Linked DNA regions of Homo sapiens: region 1 is linked to region 2. Evidence: chromatin contacts called from ENCODE Hi-C or POLR2A ChIA-PET data. All regions are on one chromosome and are shown on one strand. The core of a region is the stretch at or near the end of the contact, and the rest is flanking DNA. Distances in the headings are between cores, read along the strand shown. Region 1 holds the start of MUC12 (mucin 12, cell surface associated). Region 2 has its middle 28 kb from the start of EPHB4.

Region 1 (4,490 bases), core at 1,009-3,508, 170 kb before region 2:
TCCATCACCCTCTCCTTGAATAATCTGACTACAGAGATCTGCTAGGCCAGGCCTTGGGAGCAGGGATGGGGAGGACCCCTCCTAAGACCCATCCAGGCCCACAGTTTCCCACTTCTGTAGGTGAACTTAAAGGGAATCTATGTCTTATTAATAAACTCTCATAATGTCCCCAAATCCACAGAGTTCGTCACTCCAGCCCTTGAAACTCTCCCATCAGCTCCTCCCTGCCTGTACCTCTCTCCCAACATGTCCGGGTGGGGGTAAAGGAGGTCTCATCTGTCAAGGCTTGGCGGGCAGAGGCAGCCTCGGAGGGCCTGAGTCCCTGGCTGGGAGGATGGTGGAACTTCCCTGGTGGGTTACCTCGAAGGTGTCCTGCAGGGCTCCAGAGACCCCCACCCCAGCTCCCCTGCCCCCTCACCACCCCTTCTGCCCACCCCACAGCCTTCAACTCAAGGTCTCCCTCTCTCGCCTCTCCTCATCCCTGTCCACCCCTGCCAGAAAGGAATCAGAAAGTCTGTTCTGTATGAGGGAAATCAGCGGGTCAGAGTCATCTCTCAGACACAGCCACGACCAGGCTGAGCAAGGACCCCTGAGCCTCTGTCTCCTCCTACAGCCCCTCAGCCACGGTTTGTTTTTTTTTTGTTTGTTTCTTTTTTGTTTGTTTTTTTTTGAGAGAGTCTCGCTCTGTTGCCAGGCTGGAGTGCAGCAGTGCAATCTCGGCTCACTGCAACCTCTGCCTCCAGGGTTCAAGTGATTCTCCTGCCTCAGCCTCCTGAGTAGCTGAGACTACAGGCGTGTGCCACCATGCCCAGCTAATTTTTTTTTTTTGAGACGGAGTCTCGCTGTCGCCCAGGTTGGAGTGCAGTGGCGCGATCTCGGCTCACTGCAGGCTCCGCCTCCCGGGTTCACGCCATTCTCCTGCCTCAGCCTTTTGAGTAGCTGGGACTACAGGTGCCCGCCACCTCGCCCGGCTAATTTTTTGTATTTTTAGTAGAGATGGGGTTTCACCGTGTTAGCCAGGATGGTCTCGATCTCCTGACCTCGTGATCCGCCCACCTCGGCCTCCCAAAGTGCTGGGATTACAGGCCATGCCCAGCTAATTTTTATATTTTTGGTGGAGTTGGGGTTTCACCATGTTGGCTAGGATGGTCTCAATTTCCTGACCTCGTGATCTGCCTGCCTCGGCATCCCAAAGTGCTAGGATTGCAGGCGAGACCCTGCAACTGGCAGCCATTTTTTCTTTTTTCCTTTTCTTTCTTTCTTTCTTCCTTTCTTTTTTTTCTTTCCTTCCTTCTTTCTTTATTTCTCTCTTTCTTTCTCTCTCTCTTTTTTTTTTTGGCAGTGTTTTGCTCTTATCGCCCAGGCTGGAGTGCAGTGCCACAATCTTGCCTCACTGCAAACTCCACCTACCAGGTTCCAGTGATTCTCCTGCCTCAGCCTCCCAAGTAGCTGGGATTAGAGGTGTGCGCCACCATGCCTGGTTAATTTTTGTATTTTTAGTAGAGACGGGGTTTCACCATGTTAGCCAGGCTGGACTTGAACTCCCAACCTCAGGTGATCCACCCACCTTGGCCTCCCAAAGTGCTGGGATTACAAGCATGAGCCACCACGCCTGGCCCCGTCAGCCATTTAACTGGTGGGGATTCCCCGGGTGCACCTGAGGCTACTCCAAGTCAAGAGATGATACTGTCACACACCCCTCTGGACTCCCTCTCTCCCGACCAGGGCTAGCAGCATGTGCAGTGCCTCCGTGAGGTTTGGAAAGACCCATCCCTCCAGCAGATAAAGCCCCCAGGATGAGGGCAGGCAGAGATGACTGTCTATGTGACAAAAGCCCCTTCATCCTCCCGGGGGGAGCCTGGAGAGCAGAAGCTGTGGATTTCAGCCGCCCCTCAGCCAGGAGCTGTGTGCAGACCATCCCCTGCACAACCACAGGCACCCACAGGTCTCCACAGTGACCTCTTCAGCACCCCCAAAGCAAGATGAGGTCACAGCACGGGTCTCCAGCCCTGTGGCAGCCCCTTGCCATGCAAAGGGGAGGAGGCCACCTGCAGCCCTGCTGCCTGAGGCAGGGGCATGTACTATTACCACCCAGGAGCACTGGACCTGGAGCATCAGCCCAGGAGCACTCACCTGGTGTCACTGTAGTAACGGACGCGCAGAGCCGGAGAGCCAGCGTCAGAATCCAGATCACCAGCATCTCCCGGGGAACGGGCCCCTGGCTGCCCATCTTCTCTCATCAGGAGGGACCAAGAAATGAAGGCCTCCCAGGAAGGGATCAGCTATAAAAAGGACCCCAGAGAACTTTGCCTTGAAGAAGAGCAGTGCCTGTCCCAGGGTAGAGGTGAGGTGATGGCATTGAGCAGGTAGCGCGTGGTGACCACGGGGAGTTAAACGAAGGGCAGCCTGTCCACCCTTCTTCCTTATAAGTCCTGGAGTAGTCACTGCCCTGAGCCGGGGTCCCTCTCTGTCAGCGGAAGTCAGAGGCACTTTGGGTGGGGCAGCGCAGGAGGGAGGGAGGGAGGCTAGAGGTGTGAGCACACCACTGGTGACAAGAGGTGGGGGCCAAGAAGCACCAGGAAGCGGGTGACCACGGAAGAAGTTCAGAACCGTGGAAGGGGCAGCTGGCAACAGGCCAGACCAAGTGAAGGACCCTCCACTCCCACCCCCGAGAAGCCCCTCTCTCTTCCAGCCAACCTTCCCCATCCCCTGCCTCAACATGGTCCTTGCCAAATGTCCAGGGCTTTCCCTGGGGTCCCCAGTTTCCAGCCCTTCTCCTGGGCAGAGGGCCCACTCACACCTGAGACTTTATGGTCCTTGTCCCCACCCCTGGCCAGACACAGAGGTGACAAAAGGCCATGGCCCATCCCTGCCCAGAGAAAGCATCAAAGGGGCCTCTGCCAAGCCAGCACCCAAAGACCCAAGGGGACACGTTATTTCTGATCACTCTCGACTCCTCAGGCAGGCCTGACTGCCCACAACAGCAGGAACAGAAGGGCCCGGTGCCAGCATAGACAGGCTCTGCTGTGTGAGTTTGCTATCAGGGTTTGGGGGCCTTGTGGGGGATCAAGATCTTTGGGGAGGCTCAGCTTTACCCATCCTTGCAAAAGGTGGCTGGACCAGGCAGCCCTAGCCCCTGGACCACCCAACTCCCTGAACCAACACCAGGGGTCTAATTGCTCCCTAAGCCCCCAGTATCAAGGTCAGGGCAGTGGTGGGGGTGGGGAGAGCACAGATGACAAAGCCCAAGGGGCCCCTGCCCAGAGTCACTCCCCAATAAAATGGGTCCCCCCAACCTCTGTGTTTTCTGTGAGGAACCTCATGGCCCCCAAGGGCTGCCCACAGACCCCCTCCTTTGTCCCCAGGAGACACAGGTGCTCCCAGGATCCTCCTACAGTGCCACCTCTGGAAATCCCTGTTCTCTGATCAAACAGAGACCACTGAGGGGGTGAAAAGGAGACAGACAGAGAGCTGCTGCTTTTTACAATAAACTCTGTATTGTGCACATGAAGACCTGGAGATGTGCCGACTTCCTGTCCCCAAAGCCAATCTTCCCCGCCAAGGCGACTGAGGATTTCAAGGGCTCAGAGTTACTGCAGGAATCCAGGTGACACCAGGAAGAGAAGGGGGAGGAGGGGAATCGGAGGGGATGGGTTTAAAAGGCAGAGGGGAGGCAAGAAGGGAGGGGGATCGAAGGAAATGAGGAGGAGGGAGACTGAGGGGGCTGCCTTTCCTTGGGGACTGGGGAACTCATGCCCTGCCCCCACCCGCAGGGCTCCAGGGGTGAGAGAAAGGGGTGGAGAATAAAGAATTGGGCAGCAGGGTGATGGGGGGAACAGCAGCTGGGGTATTTAGGTCAGGGGGAGTCGGGGGCAGAACCGATGAATGGACGGGCTCAGAAGGGAGAAGATACAAGGAATGAGAGCAAGAGAAACGGGGAACTGGGCAACGGGGTGACGGGGAGAACAGCACCTGGGTATCCTAAGACACAGAGGCTATCTATACCTTGCTAGGGACCAGGATGTGAGGAGAGGAGGGAGGATTTAGGGCTGGGGGACTGGGGTGCAGGATGGATGAAGGAACGGGGTCAAAAGGGGAGGACGTCTAAGGAATGAGAGCAAGAGATGCAGCAGGGAGTTAGATCAGGAGAGGGCAGGAGATGGGATGGGGCTGCAGGCTGCCTCCAGGTTCAAAGTAAGAAACAGGCAGTAGGGAATTGAGAGAAAATAAGAACCAGGGCCAGAGACCAGGTGAAGGACGTGAGGATTGGAGGATCCGAGAGAGGCAATGGCAACACGAGGGCTGAGACGGGAGGGCAGAGTAGGACCGAGAATTGACCAAGTCTATGTGGTTTTCACAACAACGGCGTGAGCTATCATACAGGAATGCTGTACCCGTTTTGCAGGTGAGGAAACTGAGGCTCGTTACTGACTTGCCCAAGATTCCACAGTGGAAGAGCCTGGACGTGAACTGCGTCTCCAGGTGGGTTT
Region 2 (4,216 bases), core at 1,134-3,633:
ATTCAAGATGCTGCCCGGGCAGGTTCTCCCTGCCTCTTGGAAAGGGGAGGGGGAACCTCCTGTCTTCCCCCAACTTACCCCTCCAAATGCCCCGCTTTCTTTCTTGCCATTTTCTGTGTCCTTTTCTCCAGGGATCTTTCTGGCCTCCCCCCGGGCACCTGCAGGGGCAGGTCTTGACAAGGACCAGCCTGGCTTAACCTGGTCCATTGCTTTTTCTTTTTCTTTTTCTTTTTTTTTTTTTTTTTTTTTTTTTTTTTGAGACAGGGCCTCACTCTGTCACTCAGGCTGGAGTGCAGTGGAATGATCATAGTTCACTGTAACCTTGAACTCCTGGGCGCAAGGGATCCTCCCATCTCAGCCTCCCGAGTGGCTGGGAATCCTCCAGGCACACACTACCACACCCAGCTGATTTTTTTTATTTTTTGTAGAGACGGGTTGGGGGGGGTCTCACAATGTTGCCCAGGCTGATCTCAAACTCCTGGCCTCAAGCTATCCTCCCCTCCCAGCCTCCCAAGGTACTAGGATTACAGGCGTGAGCCACCGCGCCCAACCTTTTTCCATTTCTGCACTTGAGTCGCCCCCTGTTGACGTGTTTGGGTCAGTGCTGGACCCCAAATCACAGCTGGGGCCCTTCCCGGTCCAGGGAGGCTTGTCTCAATTTCCCACCTCTACAGCCCTCTTCTGGAGTCCCTCAGGCTCTTCTCTGTCCCCTTTCCCTTGGTGACACATCACCCATGTTTTGTACCCCTGAGGAGGTGTGGGAGGGACTCGGGGGGTCCATCCAGAGGATGTTGCCCAGGCCCACCCTCTTCCCCTGCCAACCAGACATCCGGGCTAGATAAGGTGTCCTAGAGAGCTGTAGCTGGAGAAAGAAAGGTTAATGGGCATTGCAGAGGTGCAGCAGAGAGGCCAAGAGTGAAGACCCGGTGTGGGGAGCTGGGGTCAGGGCAGGGGGCTGCAGAAGCCCCCTGAGGTCCAGCCCCAAGAGCTCCAGGCTGCCCTGAGCCTTCCTGCCACATCCAGCTCCCCACCATGAATGCTCTTCCAGCTAGGGCAAGGGAGAGTCTCGCTGGGCAGGACCCTCCCTTCCCGGGTTTGGGTCTTGCTTCATTCCCATAAAGGTGACCTCAGGGCGTGTCATCCCAGAGGATAAGCGCAGAGTATAACACATTTCTAGAACTCAGTATCCTCCCTGGTTGGTTGGTTGGTTGGTTGTTTCTTTAGAGACAGGGTCTCGTTCTGTTGCCCAGGCTGGAGTGCAGTGGTGCAGTCATAGCTCACTGCAGCTTGGAACTCCTGGGTTCAAACAATCCTCCCGCCTCAGTCACCCAATAATTCTTTACATTTTTGTAGAGACAGGGACTCGCTATGTTGCTCAAGCTGGTCTCCAACTCCTGATCTCAAGCAATTCTCCCTCCTCAGCCTCCCAAAGCACTGGGATTACAGGCGTGAGCCACCACACCCAGCCTGTCCTCCGTTTTGACATCCCCAAACCCAAATCCCCTTTGGGGTCCTACATCCTGATCTTCCCCCAGCCCAATTGGCAGCCTTCCATTCCTTCCAGTGGCACGATCTCAGCTCACTGCAAGCTCTGTCTCCCGGGTTCACGCCATTCTCCTGCCTCAGCTTCCTGAGTAGCTGGGACTACAGGCGCCAGCTGCCACACCCGGCTAATTTTTTTTTGTATTTTTAGTAGAGATGGGGTTTCACCGTGTTAGCCAGCATGGTCTCGATCTCCTGACCTCGTGATCCGCCCGCCTCGGCCTCCCAAAGTGCTGGGATTACAGGTGTGAGCCACCGCACCCAGCAAGCCTTCCTTCTTAGAGCACAAGCAAGACGTCCCAGCCCCCACTTCCAAGCAAGGACCTGCCTGATGGGAGGCAGAGGTCCCGAGGGAGGGGGCGGGATGTTTGCACCTTGGCCTCAGGCTGGGGTGAGTGGGTCACTCCTAGTAGGATAGAGGTCAGAATTCTTCAGCAACCCAGACCCCAGACCCCGCCCTCAGTAACCCCTAGCCCCTTTTGGAAAATGGAGGAATACCGGGGGTGGGGGCCTCTCCAGAGGGTCACAGGCTGATTTGCTTTTTTTGGAAAAAGCCACTTTTTTTAGCCAGGACGTGGTGACATGCGCCTATAGTCCTGGCTACTTGAGAGGCTGAGGCTTGAGCCCAAGAATTCAAGCTCCCATCTCAGCCTCCTGAGTAGTTGGGAATCCTCCAGGCGCACGCCACCATGCCCAGCTGATGTTTTATTCTTTGTAGAGACAGGGGGCCTCATAATGTTGCCCAGGTTGATCTCAAACTCCTGGCCTCAAGCAGTCCTCCCCCTCAGCCTCCCAAGGCGCTGGGATTACACCACGCCCGACCTGCTTTTTCCACTTCTGCACCTCAGTCGCCCCCTGTTGTCGTGTTTGTGTCAGTGCTGGACCCCAAATCACAGCTTGGGCCCTTCCCAGCCCAGGGAGACTTGCCCTCAATTTCTCACCTCTACAGCCCTCTTCTGGGGTCCCTCGGGCTCTTGAGTCCTCTGTCCCCTCTTCCCTTGGTGACACATCACCCATGTTTTGTTCCCTCGAGGAGGTGTGGGAGGGACTTTGGGGGGTGAACTATGATTGCGCCACTGCACTCCAGCCTGGGTAACAGAGGAAGCACCTGTCTCTAAATAAGGAAGGGAGGGACAGAGGGGAGAGAGAAAGAAAGAAAACAGAGAGAGAGAGAGAGAGAGGGAGGGAGGGAGGGAGAAAGGAAGGAAGGAAGGAAGGAAGGAAGGAAGGAAGGAAAAACGAAGGAAGGAGAGAGTAAGAGGAAGAAAAGGAAGGGAAGGAGGGAGGAAAGGATGGAGGAAGGAAGGAAGGAGGGAAGGAAGGAAGGAAGGAAAGGCGGGCAGGCCACGTTTGGCTGGGTAAGGTGGTCACGTGTATTCCTTGTACTTTGGGAGGTGGAGGCAGGCTGAGCTCTTTGAGCCCAGGAGTTCAAGACCAGTTTAGGCAACATAGTGAGACCCTATCTCTTCTAAAAAATATCAAAATTAGCCAGGCGTAGTGGTGCATGCCTGTAGTCCCAGCTACTCAGGAGGCTGAGATGGGAGGATCGTTTGAGCCCCGGGGGTCAAGGCTGCAGTGAGCTATGACTGCACCACTACACTCTAGCCTGGGCAACAGAGTGAGACCTTGTCTCTAAAAAAAAAGAAAAAGAAAAAAAAGCCACATTCCCCAACCTTAGTCTGTACTTGACATGTAAAATTTCTCAGAATCACCTTGGTGGGGAGCCAGAGGCCACGTCCTCTAAGCACTCGGATTCCTGAGGTGAAGTCTTCTCCTAAATCAGAAGCCGAGGGTCTGGGGCTGCATCCCACCCTCCATTCCCCTGCCCGCCCTGTTCCTTCTGCCCTCCCTGCTCCTTCTGTCTCCCCTAGTGATGTCAGCCTCGCCGGGACTGAATGTGCCACCCGCATGTGGCTTTCTCTAAGGGACAACACCCTCACCTCAAACCTAGGTTCCTCTCCCCTCTAGACATTTTGCACAGAACCCAGCCCTACCTAGGCCTCCACGTGCCTCTCTCCCTCATTTTCCTCCCTCCAAGACCCAACTTCCTCCACTATAATCATGTGGACATTCACGTCTCAAAAATACATAATTTTGGGCCAGGCGTGGTGGCTCATGCCTATAATCCCAGCACTTTGGGAGGCCAAGTCGGGCAGATCACTTGAGGTCAGGAGTTCGAGACCAGCTTGGCCAACATGGCGAAACCTCGTCTCTACTAAAAATACAGAAATTAGCCAGGCAAGGTGGTGTGTACTTGTAATCCCATCTACTCAGGAGGCTGAGGCAGGAGAATCGCTTGAACCCAGGAGGTGGAGGTTGCAGTGAACAGAGATCACACCACTGTACTCCAGCCTGGGAGACAGAGCGAGACTCCATCTCAACAAAAAACTGAAACAAAAATAAATAATTTTGGCCAGACACCATGGCTCATGCCTGTAATCACAGGGCTCTGGAAGGCCAAGGCGGGAGGATTGCTGGAGGCCAGGAGTTTGAGACCAGCCTGGGCTACATAGTGAGACCCGCCCCCATCTCTACAAAAACAAAAATGTTAAAATTTAGCCTTCGTGGTGACGCATGCCTGCAGTCTCAGCTACCCAGGAGGCTGAGGCAGGAGGCCCAGGAGGTTGAGGCTGCAGTGAGCTGTGATCGTGCCACTGCACTCCAGCCTGGCGAC

Evidence for each region. A loop is a pair of places that touch in the nucleus more often than their neighbours do. ChIA-PET counts read pairs that join two places held with the same protein, here RNA polymerase II (POLR2A). Pooled maps may share reads with other maps.
Region 1: a loop to region 2 is called in a map of K562, with 3 times the contacts of the local background. The contact joins the promoter of MUC12 here to the enhancer-like site in region 2. A Hi-C loop is called at or near these places in 1 of 168 maps with a recorded cell type or tissue (K562), 4 of 37 single-sample maps with no recorded cell type and 9 of 50 pooled maps. POLR2A ChIA-PET finds 5 or more read pairs at or near these places in 4 of 52 experiments (H1, T-cell and WTC11).

What each region holds. Positions count from the first base shown.
Region 1 is chr7:100,967,333-100,971,822 of GRCh38, reverse strand. MUC12 (mucin 12, cell surface associated) reads right to left here and starts at 2,258. Exons shown (of 12, transcript NM_001164462.2): 1 at 2,134-2,258. The coding sequence starts at 2,200. MUC3A (mucin 3A, cell surface associated) reads right to left here. Exons shown (of 12, transcript NM_005960.2): 12 at 3,476-4,490.
Region 2 is chr7:100,797,814-100,802,029 of GRCh38, reverse strand. No RefSeq gene overlaps it. Among named protein-coding and RNA genes, the nearest start is that of EPHB4, 28 kb to the left of the region's middle. RefSeq lists enhancers at 1-564, 2,508-2,567 and a silencer at 2,209-2,503. Within about 2 kb of position 2,383, at least 7 of the 41 ENCODE cell types and tissues checked have a DNase peak (open chromatin) inside an H3K27ac peak, as active enhancers do.